2 separate regions of the Mus musculus genome follow, and region 1 is linked to region 2. The links are chromatin loops, found by intact Hi-C in ENCODE. Cell type or tissue: left cerebral cortex. All regions are shown on one strand. Links, peaks and the distances in the headings refer to the core of each region. The heading gives the core; the rest is flanking DNA.

What was found. A loop is a pair of places that touch in the nucleus more often than their neighbours do. Peaks named below come from ENCODE experiments on the same cell type or tissue, not always from the same donor. Only the 100,000 strongest peaks of a DNase experiment are listed, where the experiment ranks them.
Region 1: it touches region 2 in a loop (2.3-fold over the local background); 9 of 42 quality-filtered maps call a loop at or near these places.

The regions. Positions count from the first base shown.
Region 1 is chr16:49,904,623-49,913,294 of GRCm38, reverse strand. Cd47 (CD47 antigen (Rh-related antigen, integrin-associated signal transducer)) reads right to left here. Exons shown (of 9, transcript NM_001368415.1): 8 at 6,483-6,514; 9 at 867-2,426. The coding sequence ends at 2,418. Among named protein-coding and RNA genes, the nearest start is that of Gm19723, 47 kb to the left of the region's middle. In left cerebral cortex, for the core only: no CTCF peak of the experiment used is centred there; DNase peaks (open chromatin) are centred at 3,549 and 4,739.
Region 2 is chr16:49,856,477-49,865,148 of GRCm38, reverse strand. The region is part of intron 1 of Cd47 (CD47 antigen (Rh-related antigen, integrin-associated signal transducer)); the gene reads right to left. Among named protein-coding and RNA genes, the nearest start is that of Cd47, 5.2 kb to the right of the region's middle. In left cerebral cortex, for the core only: a CTCF peak has its summit at 5,505 (motif pointing left); DNase peaks (open chromatin) are centred at 6,113, 6,456, 6,796, 7,428 and 2 more places; H3K4me3 peaks cover 1,663 bases; H3K27ac peaks cover 1,548 bases.

The DNA.
Region 1 (8,672 bases), core at 2,269-7,268, 48 kb before region 2:
AGAAAAGCGCATTGTGGGACAAAACAGATGCGTGGTGCCCCCCATACTGTTAGCAATTTAAATCTGATGGGACGAGAACTGGGAGCCACTGCGGGTTTGATTTAAAGAGGGTGAACTGGCCCAATAATGCCCAGGCAGGAGGACTCTTAATGCTGCCATCCTTCATACAGAGAGTTGATTATTAGGAGCAAGAGTTGAGTTCGTCTTTCGTTTCCCTGGCTACCACCGATGGGACTGTCTAGGGCACTCAGTGCCTCAAGTGGCAGGCAGCATAGAGAACATGACAGCTGGTTAAGACCCAAAACTGAACCCCGAGCAGAGGGGCGTTGACTACATATTAAAAGGTACTACTTTAGTTCGTAAAAAAAATTGACTATAAAGATAGCCTGACAGAGAACACCTGACTTTTCTAACAGAGAACAGAAAAACAAAAATAAAAAAAAAAAAACAAAAACAAAAAACAAAAAACAAAAAAAACCCTGAAACTGTTCCAAATCCACCTGCTTTTTTTTTGCTCTCTTCATCAAAACTTTGTTTAAGTCATCAACAACATGATCCGAGTGTAAATATTTTCAGAACTAAAAGCATCAGGTGCCATCAGATTTATATAAAGGCGTTCAGCTCCTTGGAATTACGCTAATATTGGCGACAGCTACAAAACCAGGGAGGGAACCTACTTTTCTTTGCGAAGTACTATCTTGGTACTGTGGTCAGTTTTCTGAGAGGCCTCAGCAGGTCATAGGTTTAGGTTTGCCACAGACAAACCATTTGGTCCCCACATGAAAGATGACAAAAAGTTTGGCATACGAGAGGCACATGGAAACATTCAGTGGACTAAGAAGAAATAACCATTAGTGATGCAAACACAAATACAAATATGCCTTTATTACACAAACAGGAAAAAGTACTGGTGTTTCTTCAGAGGGCACTGGTGAGCAGTCCTAAAAGCTTGGCACATTATCTAGTTTTAAAGTCTTAAAGAGCTCAAATATTTGCATCAAATAGAATTCCACTCAATAAGGACCGTTGGTTTTTTTTTTTTAATGTATTCACTAAAAGCACAAAGTTGGCATCTGCTCTTCTGTAGATGCCACGCCTCTGCCCATACAGAAGGTGCATGTGCCGACTTCATACATGTGCACATACAAACACGCCCACAAACGAGGTAAAAACAGGTGCTAATAATCTAAAAGTACTCCATGCGATCACAACTGTCAGGACGGTGGTTTTCTTCTAACTGGGTAGGGAATGTGGTAGTTTTGTTTGACCTTTCAAACTTGGAGGAAGAGGAGGAGGAGGAGGAAGAGGAGGAAGAGGAAGAGGAGGAGGAAGAGGGAGGCTGCAGGAGGCAGGATACAGTAGGAAGGCGATGAGTGTTCAGCATGCAACAAAGAGACAAGAGGCGTAGAACCCCCTCCCCGGGCCTTGCGAGGGCCTGACGGAGACACGTGTTGCCATGCAGGAGACACAGTTCAGATTTCAGTCTTGCTTTGTCATGCCTCCGATCAGAAAACATGAGAAGAAACACTGTAGATTTTTTTTCTTTTGCCTTTAAACCAGAGGTCTGGAATACATATGTTACAACTATAGCTTTTTTTTTTTTTCCTTTTTTTCTGAAGAGTTTGAGCACAGTGCTTTGCGAATAAGTCTGGCTCCTTTCTGCAACTGACTATTGTGTCACAGGACCATGTTTAAAGAGGAGAAAAGGTATTATATATATATATATATATCATAACGCAAATCAAAGTAGCAGAACGGGACAGGGTGCAAAAAAAATGTATTCAAAACTGGGGTGCACTGTATGTCAAAGGGGTGTGTGTGAATGATGGCAACCCCCAAGAATGAAGACACCAGTGCCATCAATATCATAGCACACAGAGGGGCCACACGGGATTTGCCCAACCACATTCGTTTTTCTACTTCAGTCTCTATCACTATGACCCAGAAGTGGCAGTCTTGTTATTCAGCTAGCAGCGGAAGTGGCAAAGCTGCTGGCAACCTGAGTTTACTAAGGCTTGCTGGATACCACTGTTTTTCATAGGTATCTCTGGGTAACTAACCCTCAGGTTAGTGCTTGGCGAGTCTCACTCGGAATCAATTTAAACTCAGTGTTCAGAGACTCTAGGATCTAACAAGCATCATTCTTGGAAGTTGCCCCTGAAACGTTTGCCCCTAGTTGAGTAGAAACAATAGAAAAATGGGATTCCAATTGGTTACACAGCACATCATATTTTTTTTATTATGTAAAGTACAGCTGCTTTGAATATAAACTTAGTAATCATTTATGTGACATGTTTTCCTGGATGGAAGTCAGTTACTGTTGTCTGTTCCTTCCAGCTGTGAGTCGTGAAGACCTGGTGCTTAGACAACTGTATTCTTCCATTTCTGACTTCCAAGTTACAGTCCGTCACTTCCCTTCACCTATTCTGGAAAACAGAAACATCAACATTTCGTCACTACTCACGTCCACTTCCTATGCATTGAGACATGACTTGTTGCTAAAGCTTGAAACTGTTTGAGATATTCTATCAAAAATAATGAAAATGTATCTGTAAAGGTCACAGACAGAAATCAGGCAAATCATTAGCCTTTTCAGTTTGGTAAGTAAAATGCCAATGGCATGGGAAAATAAAATCAACACAGACTGATAACCTTGGTTTGCTGGGTAAGCTCAATACAAGGCATGAGATGTTGATTTTTCAAAGCAGAAGTTATTGATCCAAGAATAATATTCTACCATGTTCACTTTAGGTTTACAGCATTCGGTTAATATAAGTGAAACAGACTTGTGATCCGGCATAGGTAAAGAGGAAGTTCTTGGGAAGGTGCCCTGAACTTTGTTCAGGGTGATCTGTACGCCGTGAGTCCAGGGTGGACATCAGAAGACACAGCCCGTAACAAGCATTTAAAAACCAAACTGTGTCGCCCGGCGTGGTGGCGCACGCCTTTAATCCCAGCACTCGGGAGGCAGAGGCAGGCGGATTTCTGAGTTCGAGGCCAGCCTGGTCTACAGAGTGAGTTCCAGGACAGCCAGAGTTACACAGAGAAACCCTGTCTCAAAAAACAAAAAACAAAAACAAAAAACAAAACAAAACAAAACAAACAAACAAACAAAAAACAAACTGTGATCAGCTAAACATGGACAAAATTCAGGGCCTTTTCAAGGTCCTCACAGACCACCTCATGTGCTACACAAAGAACTAAAAAAACCAAAGTAACAAACAGTTCTTTATGACATCTCTTGAAACAGTGACTTAAAAAAAAAGTCACATTTTAAAGATAATTAACAAAGAGGCAGTGAAAGTTTTCCCACTGGTTTTCTGCAAATGGAGAAAAGTTTACTTATTTATTTATAATCCACTCACAGAAACCTGACACTGTGGTAGGTAGAAGAAAGACCACAATAGCTGAGAAACAAAACACAGAGGGTAAACACGGTAAAGCCACGCCAGGAACCCTGGCACGGTGTACACTTGTTCCCACTACAACAATATTTTTAGGTAGCAGCAGCTTGTGTAGCAAAACACACATTTCAAAGCTACGACAAAAGCCTGTAACCATGGGACCATTCTGGACTTCCCGTCAAGCCAGAGCCTGCGTTAAATTTAGCTCAGCCAACACATGATCGAAGTGTTTTTAATCTTATGCAGAAGTTAATTGTGCTCTAGGGAAGAAGGCCTCCTCGGTTACCTGCAACTCTTTGTTAGGGAGGTGAACAGGCAGGTCACAGGCTTTACAGCAGTAAAATATAAAGCAAAGCCTCCGTGAGAAAAGGATGGGTTGCAAGTACTGACGGCATGAAGACGTTTTTTGAAAATAGAATGTAATTACAAATGGAATTACTAAATGCCAATGGGGCTGGAGAATCATAGACTATTACGGACTTCTTTGGGAAGTATTAACAAGCACATGCATAGGTCATATTCAGGAAACATGTGTTTGCTGTTGATCTGGAGTTCAGAAAAGAGGGGAAAGCTGGGGTGTGTAGAGAAGTCTTTTTCTCTCTAATCCTTTCCCACATGGTTGGGACTAAGTTTCTGCATGGAAAAGTAGATATATCACCCCCAGTGTGAAATGCAACAAAATCTCTCCACAAGTATACAACTCCATCAAGGTGAGACAAACATATGCCAGGATATCTACACTCCTTATGCAAGGAGTTTTAAACACTCAGTCAACAGGTGCATGGCCTGAAATATGTGCACCAAACATAGCCGCTGAGGAACCAGGAGGTTCCCATCCATGAGACCCTACGAGCTATGTTCTTTATCTACCTACAGAAAAAATGACACTGTCACAGGTAAAAAAAAAAAAAAAAAAAAAAAAAAAAGAACACAACACCAAGCTAGATCTAAGATGGAAACACCAAGAAACTGGGACATTCATGATTGACAATGTCCCTGTCATTTTCTTTAAAAAAAGTTGTAATTTCAAGAAAGCTCTCTGCTTCCTTTGTAAACATCCATGTGTGTCAACCAGTGCACAACCATGGGTGAGCTCTAAAACTCATCTGTCCATGCATCAACCAGGGCACAATCACATGCAAACTTAATACTTACCGTCATTCATCATTCCTTTTGACTCTTTAAATGCTGAGGATTAGTAACAAGCAGGCAATTAGTCAGAAGGCAAGTTAGTAAGATTTCACAGTTAGAAATAATCTCAACATAAACAGATATGCCAACAACACAATGCCAAGTATCCCTTAACTAGACAGCTAGACTCATTTGAGGCTATCATTCATTGCAAAGCTCACACCCACAGCACCCACAAAAGCAAACAGACTTTCTGGGGAATACAGATCTAGATTTACATAGAAAGTAAGTGACACATTTTGGTATCACTCCATAGTGGCAGCCTGGATTTTTCTAGAAATCAGAAGCCACAGGGATGATTCTTTACTGAGGGTGTGACACTTCATCTTGTCCAGTAAAAAAAAAAAAAAAAAAAGGCTCAATGGTCCCCTTGCCCAAATGTCACTCAGTATAGCACGGGACAGTGAGAACATTACAAAAGCAACACTGCCAATTTCTGATGAAGAATCAAGAAAGTATTGAGAGATCAAGGCCAGAAAACATATGAACAAAAAAAGCAAGCAAACAAACAAAACTCCCAAACTGGATTCTTCCCAAGGGATTGGTGGGCATTCTAACGTCTTTGAGGATCAGTTCAAATTACGATCTGCTAATAGACCCAGACTTATAATGATCACATACCGTTAAGGGGTTCCTCTACAGCTTTCTGGAAAATATTTAAAATATATTTATAGAAAATGTACATTACTTTATGTGTTTTATGCTAAAACTTACACTATCATTGAACTTGTATTATAAGTGGAGAATCCTATGGTCTAAAAGCAAAATGAGACAGCAAAAGCTAATGAAACAAAGCTTCCCAAGGCTAGTTAATAGTTTAATAATAGCTGCCTTATTCTCTTAGTATTTTTTTCTGTGAATAATTCCCTACTCCACCCACCATTCTCAGTTCAAGAAATTCTTATAAAAGTATTAATGTACAAACATGCAAATTGCAGTAACAGATAGAAAACACAGTTAAATAAGAGATGGTAGCAAAGCAGAATCATTTTCACATCATGCAAATTGAACTCAGTAACAGCAAGAAAATTGGTAGGATTTAACGGTCCATTGCTTAGGTTATCTCTAAGCGGCTCTAGGAGAACTGTTAGCTGCTTGTGGCTAACACAGCTGTGTCACCAGTCTCCTCAGAATAAGAGGCAGAGGTGAATTAACACATTCTCCCAAGCCCGCCCTTTGGGCGTGTCCTTAGAGGCTGCCAGAGTTATCTGCCAGTCACTGTGGACAGGAAGCTGAGTCCAATATACTCCCACTTCAGATCTTAATTCCATGTAAGAACTCTCAGGTCTGTCACCATGGTGAGTTTATACAGTAATTTTTTTTCTCATACATTTCCTCCTGAATTTGATCTTTTTCTTAGAATTTTCCCAAAGACCTTATGGAGGTATTCAAATACAATAAAACCTTTAGGAAGGAAAAATGCTGATAAAATCGTAGGTCATTATTTGGAATGGATCTCTTCAACAACATATACCTTACAGACTATACTTTTTAAGGAAGTCAATTTAACACAAACTTTTCTTCCTTAATGTCGTGCTCAAAACTGTCACTCTATAAACTCACATCACACAAATCCAACAGATGGGGAGACACAGTGGAATCAGCTTCCTGCTGATGGAAGAGATAATTATATTCCCCCTCATAGATTCTGCATCTACATAGGGAGTACAAACTTACAGGGACACTTCTGTCTCATCAGTACTTAAATGCCTCAAGGTAAATCTTATGACACAAACAGACCTATTCATACACAGGCCCTGAAATGACTTCAGCATTGCCTTAATTTGATGTCACATTAAGCATAGAACCAAACAGTCCAATGTTCCAACCCCTCATTTTAATCCACCAAACAACTGCTTTTAATTAATTTCATAAACTTGGACTTACCCTAGGAGGTTGGATAGTCCTCTGGTTGGAAGCTGGTATAAATAAAAGCATAAATGCAACCAATAAGATACATAAAGCAATATAATACTTAATTTTAAGATAACATACATGTTCAGGACTAAAGCCAGAAGGTACTAGAGACTCCAGTGCAGGAGTTGTAGCTTTGATGGTCTACTTGAAAACTACAGAGGACTCTTGATTAAATGCATTGACAGGAGAAAAGCAAAGAGATGCCTACAGCAAATAAAAAAAAATAGACTCACTCATGTGCACATGCCTCTCTCATGTCAGATACCTGTCATACCTCATGTTGAAGAGAGGCTGTCAACTACTCACTGTTACCAGGGTACCATCTCTTTCTCCTTCCCAGCTGGGATGGCCAGAATAGGGCAACGAGTGACTTCCCCTCTCTCAACACACTCTCCTTGTTCCGAACTGAGCAGCCTTTTCTTCCTTTCTCTCATATTCCCAGTCCTCAAAGCTCTAGGCAGCTAGCACGCTACAACAAAGCATGAGCCCTTCAACGCCCCCTCCCTCCCTCCCTCCCTCGAGCTTAGAGCTACCCCAGATTGGTAGTTTCAAACCAAACCAGGGCTCCTCCCTCTGTGTATTCCTCCCTGGTGTTTTGAGTTGCAACCTTTACTGCTTCTGCACAGATTAGCTAATGAAGATGCAATAATAGAGGGCAGGAACTAAATGACAAGAGGGAAAAGAACAACATTAGACTGGTTTTAAAAAAAGACAAGAAAAAAGAAAAGAAAACTTCCTTGTAAAACCAGTTCAGGGAGCCATAGAGAGCAAGGAAAGCAGGTCTTAACACATAGCCTGTGTCCCAAGAACAGGAAAACGTGACCAGAAATAGTCTCTCAACAACTCAGGATTCTTTTCCTAGGCACAATTTCCTACCCCACCCATCTCAGTTTGAGAACTCCAAGCTTCCAGGTTTTTTAAACAGTGTAAGCACTCCGAGAGCCACAGCGGAATACACAATGTAGTTTTAAGGCAGGAGCAATGCAGAGTAATTTCCCAGTCATTCTGGACTGCCGAGAAACAGTGTTAGGGCTTATAGGATTCCACAGAAACCCAACTGGCTAGCACACAGAGGCACGCCCAAGACAGCCAAGTTCCCCTACCCTGCCCGTGCAGACTCAGCAAGCGTCTAACGCTAATGAAGACCAGGCTTTCTCAAACTGGAAAAGTGCAGCCACCAGGCCAGACATACACATCACATTACCACTAGAATTAGAAGAGGTTAAATTACAAACAACTAGAAACATAGGGATAGGAGGGACAGGTTTCAAAAGAAGAGAGAAAGTAGGCAAGGAAGAATTTGGAGTGGTGGGAATGAAGAAAGAAGCAGCTATGGAGTGTATCACACAGTTAGGCAGGAGATTGGGAGAAAAATGCAGTCATTCTTAAGTTACGTAAACTGAACTCAAGTAACAGGGAGAAGTAAGTGCTCAGCTATAAATGAGGCAGTTACCCCATCCCCCATTGAGGCCCAGGGAACACTGGGGAAGAAAGGGCAGAAGGAAGATAAGGGGTGGACGACAGAAACCAGAGCTACATGACTGCTATCTTCTGGGCATGCTACACACATTCTAACCATGAACCCAACGCAATTACACTTGCCTGCAGTACACCTCAACAAGACTGGGCCTGTCAGAAGCCAGGTGCTGATGGGGGGGGAGGGGGACCCAAGAGGCCTGGATCCCTTCCATCAAAGAAATGGCTAAGGAAAGATTCTGAGCCCTGGAGAGGCATTCCCTCAGCTGAATAAATACTCATGAGCCTGTCGGGCTCCAGTAGACCATTCCAAACTCATGGTCACTTAGATGGCCCTGGTTAAACCCATTGAGTCTTAAAACACAAAGAGTTCCATGCTGTATCTCATGAATACAGCAACGAGATTTGCAGGGAGGAGAGTGGGTTGATGGGGTGCTGAGGAAAGGCCACATGGAGGGTGACAGTAATCAGAATGTATTCTATAAACACCTGTATGAGAATGTCGAAGGACACATTCAGTGATAAAAGACTGAGAAAGCACAGTAGTGTGTGCACAAATTCAAAAATAGAAAAAAAAAAAAACGGTGTTCTACTGAGAGTCACGGGGGAAGCCAGATTTATGCTGCTCTCAACCTTGCTCAGAGAGGTTTCCGTTTGCAATTGTTAGTGGTGAAGGCAGACTCA
Region 2 (8,672 bases), core at 2,581-7,580:
ACCTGTAAAGATTCTGAAACAGACAGTTCCCAGAGTTTCATGTTGCTTCTTGGGCACTACCTAGCAGATCTGCAATTGTAAGATTCTAGACAGCTTCTGTTTCCATGGACTTCAACCATCTACAATTGTGTAAGTTGTTGGAATGGGGGGGTGGGGTGCCATTCACAAGATTCTTCTATAGGCATAGAAATTATTCATTGTAACTGATTTGTTCCTCACAGAAGACGGTTCCAACAATATTAGTTTAAAAAAACAAAAACAAAAACAAAAGAAAACCCTGAAGATCCTGACCAGTTTTGCATCCCTTAATAAATCCTTTAAGTATTCTTGCTTGTCTATGATGTGTCTGCTCTACCAATTTGCCTTCGAAAGTGGTTTTGTCTACTTGCTGGTTTGTTCCTTAAGGAGTAAAATTAAAATGTTGATGTTAGGTCCATTTTATAGCAGCATGAGTCATTTCAAGATTTAAAAATTATATTCGTATGAGTCAGTTGAAAATTATGCTTTTCCTGAAGATTCCAGGGAAGGGATCTGCCATTCTATGAGGGTTTTCCCCCAGAAGACCCCAGGTAAGAATGAGGTGGCTGGCAAACACTCCACAATTTTCTAACTTGTTTGGAATATACCTCTTTTGGGGACTCCACAAGCTATTAATTACACGGTGTTACTTCTTGCAGTGAAAACATTTCATAGCTGAAGTAATTTAAGCAGAATAAATGCTGTCAGTAAAATAAAAAGTAAATTTGACCTGGCTAAACCAAGACAACCTTCTTAATAATGAGTTAGTAACAGTAGCTCCAAATATCCCTAAACATGTTATTAGAAACACTAACATCGTCTGATACGGGCCTTTTATCTTTTGAGGAAATTTTGGCTAACACTGAGAGTAAATGACGGTAAATAATGAACATAAGAAAATTCATCCAGGTAAGACATGCTATAGCAGTCTTACTCCAGAGTATGGAAACTTAACCTAAAAGGATGATGACAGAGTTACCGTCAAATTACCAAACAAACTGGGGAAGATTCACCTATATCAACTGCCAAAAATGTTAGATCTCACAGCTTCCATGAACATAACAGCAACAACGCAGACCTCCTCAAGTCAGTCCTGAGCAGAGCTGTTCGGTGGCAGAGAGGCCTGACCCATATGTCACAGCTCCTGTGTTCAGCTCAGAAAAGTAGACACGCAATCAGCAGTTAAGAATAACCCAGATGAGACACTGACAGGATAGAGGGATGGGTATGATAATGAAAAATAAAAATAAAAGAGTGGGAGTTATCTTTAGTCGCTTAGAATTGTCCTGGGGGATCGTAAGCAGGTTATACAACACAAGGCCACACGTGTAGCTCTTTCAGCACCAGCAGTGCTATGGAGGGCAGAAAATCAACCTGTCTAGCAGGTTCCTGAGGAAATTTGCATTGCTCCTGAAGAACAGGAGGTTGTCAGGTCATCACTGCTCATCTGGGCCCCTAATGTTTTCACACATCCCATGTAAAATTTCTCCCCTTTTAATGGCTCTGAGACAATTCCCCTTCTGCTTCCCAGCTTGTGCCCTCTCTCCCTACTCACATTGAGTCCTCCCAGGAAGCCTGAGGCTTAAAACACTTCCCACACAATCTTACCCACAGCCTCAACTATCCATGGGTTTTTACTCTCCCTTCCAGAAATGAGTTCTTTACGCTGAGCTTGCTTCCATTGCTGACTCTTGTGCATCATCTAGAGGACTCATGGCCTGCCAGCCTCTACATCCCCTTAGTCCATTTATGGTGTGTTTTAAATCATCTTTTAATAACTGTATATCCACCAAACTTTAAAAAGCCTGCATACTCATGTCTCTTACCCAGCATCCTAAGACAATCAATGGTCTATGTGCATTTCTCTTACCCAGCATCCTAATGGTCTATGTGCATTTCTTGACCTCTGTGCACTCCCAGACTATGTCAACAGGACTCCACTCTGCTCACTATTACTACACCATTGCTCCAGCTCTTATCCAAATCACTACCTCTTATGAATAACCCAATTCACATGCTTCATTTTGTCTTGATTTCTCTACAGTTCTTGAGCCAGGGAGCCGCTCCTCCTTTTTTTTTTTTTTTTTTTTTTGTTAACTTTGTTCTTCTACCTCTAGTATACCTGTTTTCTCCACCTTGTCCTAACTTTTTAAACCTAGTCCTTGGTTCATACTACATATCAGTGTTCCTAAGTTGTGATGAGTTTTAATGAGAATGGCTTCATAATCTCCTGTGTTTGAACGCTTGGTCCCTAGTTGATAGAACTGTTTGGGAAGGATTAGAAGGGGTTGCCTTATTGGAGGTATGTCACTAGGATGGGCTCTGAGGTTTCAAAAACCTAAACCATCCCAGTTGACGCTCTCTCTTCCTCCTGGTGCCAACATGTAAGTTATCAGCTTCTGTCCCAGTACCCTGCCTGAATTCTGCTATTATGCTCTCCACCATGATGATGGAGTCCCCCTCTTTAACTGTTAAGCAAGCTCCCAAATAAACAGTCATCGTGTCTCTGTACAGGAAAAAAAATCAATCACTAAGACAAAGGTTTCATGGTCAACAACCTCTTACCATCCATCCCTCCTCATTCCCATACTTTTAACAATCAGAACATTTTCTTGCTGAACTAGACCCCACCTTTCCTCTAAACTGGGGACTTTAATCAATTGTCTGTTATGCATTTCAGGGAGAGTTACTAAAAAATTAACGAAGTTCCCCAAACTATATAACACTACGTGTCTCAATCTTCACCTTCCCAAAAATATTTACAATTATCTACCAGTAATCAGACTTGGACCCATATATTATTCTAGATTCCTTTCTCTTTCTCTAGCCACAGAAATTCTTGTTAGGCTAAGCTAACCAGCAGTTTCTAAATCCAAAGCCTGTTGAATGAATGAATTATATCCTCACCCTTATCCCTTGAACCATTGTCAAGATTTCCAAACTGGCTGGCTCCCTGCCTCAGTCTTCCACACTGTTCCATGCCAACAGTGCCTTTTCCATAGTCCGCAAAATAACTGTTCTAAATGCAAATGTGTCCTCCACTGACCAGTGGAACCCCATCACCCCCATTCTCAAAAAGCCAATTTCTCAGGACATTAGCACAGGAAACAAACAAGGTCCTCTGAGATCCTTCCCTGCCTTATATCTTGTATTCTCATTTCCAAACCAGTCTCCCATCCCAATGACCTTCCTGCAACCCCCACCCCACCCCCCATGGATAGGCAGATGTGCTCCTATAAACATGGCTTAGCACTAACTGATCCCCAGCATAGGGAGGGCCACCTCCTTCTCTGGCCATAGAGAACGTGCTGTGGTTAAGAGTACACACACCTTAGAGCCAGACCCCACATCATAGTTGTAGAACCTTAGGCAAGTTGCTTAACCTCTGTACTTGAGTGTCCTCATCTACAATGCATACAGGAGATTTTGTGAAGATTTAATGAGAATGTGAACATGAAGCTCTCACTGTACCACCTTTCACACACTTAACCACTACTTACTAAAGATGCAGGTCTAGTGTGCTGTTCTCTGGTCTGAGCATCATTGAGATGCTAATTCCATTCCATTACCCATTATCAACCATCTCTCTATTGTCCTTTCTTACTCTACTGTCCTTGCTCACTATGTAAATTCTCACACTGCATTAAGTCTCTTTCTGGTTACTCTTAGAAAGGTAGGAAGATGACTTCACTAGTATCCTAAGAGTTTGTGCAAGCATTCAGAAAGGATTCTATACATTTCTTGTGAGTGTAAACGTTAAAGCAAACATTTTTTTTTAAAAAAATCCAAAAAAAAAAAAACCACGAGAGAGAGAGAGAGAGAGAGAGAGAGAGAGAGAGAGAGAGAGGTTTACAAGTCATTAGGCAGAGGAATCACTCTTCATATATCAGGTGAGTCCCCAATACTTTTATCACTCTGCTTTGGACTTGCAAAGCTGCATATTATAACAGAAAAATCTCAAGTCAACTGCATACATGGATAGAAAAATTCCTCAAAAAAGAAAAAGAAAAGAAAAGAAAGCTACATAAATGTGCTTAGGAATGGCCTTAGAAGGAGACATCGTGTTGGAAAGAACACACACATTACTTAAACTACCTACACAATATGTAGAGAAGGGAAAAAATAACCGAAAGCAGAAATCTCCTCAGGTAAGCTCTAGGAAAGGAGATTGGAAAGATGGCTGAGACAATCTGCAAAGTGTTCCTTGAATGTCACGCTGAGCAGTTTAGACTTGACAATAGAAGGTTCAACTCAGGTTTACTCTAAGAAAGACAGCATTTCACAGCAGCACAAAAGGGGACTTGAGGGCAAGAGTGGAGAAGAAAGACCCATTAAGAACCTGAAACAGTCCAGGTAAACGACAAGGAGGAAGAAGACCTAAAAATGGCATTAAAAATCAAAGCAGCAAAATCAACAGAAGTCACATGTGGGAGGTGAGGGAGATAAAAAAGGAAAAACGAAAATTGGAAACTAAAATAGTCTGTGAAACTAGCTGGTTGTAGATTAATTATATGGAAAGGAGGCTGAAGATTCAGGGAAGTTATCCTTTCAATGTTTCAGCCTGATCATTAAAAACGCCAGTAGTACAATGAAGTGGCCATGTCCAGTAGATCCCCAGATATATGACTTTGGATCTCAGAGGAAAGGTCAGAGCTATAAAGACTCAGGAATCAGCAGGAACATCGCTGGTAGTTGAAACTGTCAGTATAAAGAAGATTGACCGCAGGGTCCTTGTACAGCAAACAGCAGAGAACAAAAGCTTGGGAGCGTCAATATTCATGGAAATAATTCTCAAAGAGTAAGTTGAGGAAGAAAACGAAGTGAGAGAAGCAAGCGAAGCAAACAAAACAAACCGCCAAGGTGATATGGCCGACTCCAAGGCAGGGTTAGGGTTCACGTGGACAATAGCGATTCCAAAGCTTATGTCAAACAGTAAAAATCCAACCGTGGACTGAAAAGCAGCTTCTCTCTACATAACGATGTCATCAGCCAGGTGGGACCACGTGGAACTTGCACTCAGGAGGGAGGTGACAGAAGGCTGCAGTAGTGATGCTTTAAAAAGACCTCACAGAGTCTGAGAGCAGAGAAAAATGTTCAACAAGTGGGTATGGAGGCGAGGACAAGGGCAAGAATTGTTTGGATCTTCTGGGGCTTCTTTTCAATTATGAGGTAAAACTTGGTAAGAGTGGTAAGCTCTGGGGAAGGAGTCAATGGCCAGGGCAAGATCTCCATGACAAGGCTGAGTCTGGGAGCAGGTTTCCGGGGTGATAGATATGAGGGGTAGACTGGCTGTCATTCCCTTGGACAAGTGAATGGCGTTCTTCTGGAGCAGGCTGAAGGAGGAGAGTGAGAAGTGCTGACTATAAACCTGGAAGTGTTGGGAGGGCAGCTGAGAAGTCAAACGCTTCCTCACCATTATCAGCTTGGGGTGATGTTCCATGCATGGCTTGAGGAACCTCAAGAGCTGTTGGAGTGACTGAGGCAGACACCTGCTGGCAGAGAGGTGCCCTACAGCTAGAATCCCTTAGAATGGCTTCTGGCATAAAGAACTTGGGTTTGGGACTAAAAGTAAGTTATGTCTGAAGATGGAAGGTCCAAGCTTCCCTTGGGAGATGGTCAACTAAAGGTCAGGGGCCCAGTGGGGAGTCCACAGCTTAATTCAGTGTGATTCAAAGCCATTCTGCTACATTTGCTGGCTCTAAAGAGTCCTTATAAGAACAAAACTAGTCAACCTAGAATTACAGAGGTTAGAGATGTTCTAAAGTCAGTTATATCCTGAAGCATGACCTTATCATGAACTGAAGTATACCAAGTGCCACTGAAAGATAAACATGTTTTCCTTCAATAAACCACACAGTAAGTTACTAAGAGACACACAAGTTTGAAATGTGTCTCTATGCCTTTAAGAGTATTGTAGAGTGCTCCAGTCCAGGCTGTAACTTGAGCTCACACTTGCTGAAAAAGAAGAGTAATTTTTCTTTCTTCCACTTGGACTCTCTTGACCTAAACCTTAAAGATGGAAGCTTGAAGAAATTCCAGCTCTTGTTGTGCAATGCTTCATGGGTGTGGAATGAAATATTCAGACAAGGGCGGAGCCTTTCATTTCTGTTTCAATTCCATGCAACCAGCCACCAAGAGGGAAACTCCACGTCTGTAGTCTTTTCTAGAGCTATGGTTCTCAACCTGTGGGTGGCAACCCCTTTTGGGGGGGGGGGAGCAGGATTGAATGGTCCTTTTTGAAGGATCCGTTCCCAGACTCACATATCAAATATTCTGCATATCAGATATTTACATTATGACTCATAACAGCAGCATAATTACAGTTAGTATGTAGCAACAAAAGTAATTTTATGGTTGTGGGGTCACCACAACACGAGGAACTGTATTAAAGGGCCGCAGCATTGGGAAGGTTGGGAACCACTGGTCTGGGGAAGTGAGAACTTCTGCTGAGTGCTCTGGTTCCTATTTTTGCACTATACTGAGTTTAGCAAAATTGAATCGACAACCTTATTCCTATTCTTTCCAAAGAGTTACTGCACTCATATGCAAAGTGAAAGTAACTTTATAATCGGGTACGGGTTTCATTAGACTGAGGCACAAGCTATAAAAATGTAGACTTTTGTGTTTGATATAAAAAGCTATGACAGCAAAAGCCTGGAAGACAGGTAAAACTTCCCATACATGAGAGCACAGAAAGAAGGCTGCTGAAAGTAAAGCCACGAATTCTGATGACTTTGTATTCAGAACATATATCAATGGAGGGGGTGGGCACTTCTGCCTTTAGAACTTGGCCTTCCACACTTTCATTAGCACTTCCATGATGAAGATAAGCCATCTGCCAAACCAAGAAGACAGCAGAAGTATGCCACCTTAGACATTTAATGCAGTACAAAAGCATGCAGTTCCAGACTGCTGATGCAGCCCCACAAACAAGGACGCATACAGAAGCGTTCATTCCTTTAAACTGGCAACGTGTGCTTTAAAACAATCTATTCTTCAGGAGAAACGAAAACCTTCTTATGCGAGCAGCTAAATTACTGCTATATTTAGATAATAAAAACATTTTTTAATTTAATCACGTGCATGCCTGACTTTTAAAAGTCACTCTGAACAAAGAAAAATAACTCAACCATCAAAAAAAAATTTTAATGGTTCACATATACAACTGATATTATTTATTTAAGGTTTTATTTACTAGTTGGTGACTACCCTGGAAACTGCTATGCCTTTAAAGGAAGTATAACTGGACATGCTGGGAAGGAATACAGACATTCATTCCACATCTTCTAAAGGGTTACATGGGGCTGCACTCCGCTGTAATTGGCTGAAGAGGGTGTTGGAACCCCACCCCACTCCCCCTTTACCACAGAGGTCAGTGAAACTGTGAAGATTACAAGGACATGGCCCCTGGTTACCCATTTCATTATAAATGAAACTGAAAACAGAATCGAACTTCAGCACAAATGAACCTTAAAAATCCGTGACTTTCATCTCATGCTAGATGCTAAATCCAGTCTCCAGGTTCCCTACTGCTTGTGTTCTGAGACTGTTAGCATGCTTTCATGTGTGTTCTTTCGAACCTACATATGATACACAAACAAAAGTCCATCTTATCTTTGACAAACATTATCAATTGCTGATTTACAAACATCTAACGACCCCAAACCATAATGCCTGTATTTTGGGTTTGTTTTTCTTTCCTAGTCAATAGCAAACACAATAAAAATAGTGAAAGTTCTGAATTTTGCAACTCCTTATAGAACCAAATGTACTAACATTGTACAAAATGAGCATTAATGAATGTGATCATAATTATCGCTAACAAAGGCCTACCACAATTCCTATCACCAAAACTACAATTCTAATAATTTTGCTTTTTAGTCTACTTGAGAATTAGGCTTAAAAAAAAACATAATATATGGCTTAGACTTTTCACTCTTCAGACAAACAAGATTCACTGTCCATGGTCTGAATCAGTAGCATTTTATAACAGATTTGTATCTGGCTCAATATGAAAGCTCTCTGATTATACAACAGGTATTTGAAAACAGTGTTATAATGATAACGATGGTAACAAGCACAGTAAAAACGACTAAAATCAGAAAACATCCAATACCAACAATTTAGATAACACAGGTCTTTATTATTATCAGCTACAACACCCAGGATGATTGGGAGAGGGAAGTGGTGGGCAGGGTATTAAGGGCATCTTGGAAATAGATCCCAAACACTGGCCTTTATAAGGCATTGTGAGGTTAACCATCAGTTTAAGGTTCAATTAATTTAGCATCCATCCTAAGACAAATTTAACATTTGCTGTTATCCTGCTGCAAGTCTGTTCCGATTCTTACCAAAAGTTCGCAGAGGAATCTGCAGATATGAAGCTTGCCGGGCGGTATATGGTCACAAAAATTCCTATTCTTCCCTCGGCTTTTTACAAAGGAGGTACGCGTTCATAAACAGCAAAATACTTTACAAAAGAGGAGGTGCATCCCTGGCAATTACTGTCTTTAGACCACTGGCAATATCTGGGCAAATCTTAAAATACGTTTGCTCCAAGGAAGAGGGAAAAAAAAAACTTTAATCTACAATAAGGAATATATTAAAGTGCTGGCAAGGGAGGGGGGTAGCGGGGGTGTCACGAGAAGTGTTTC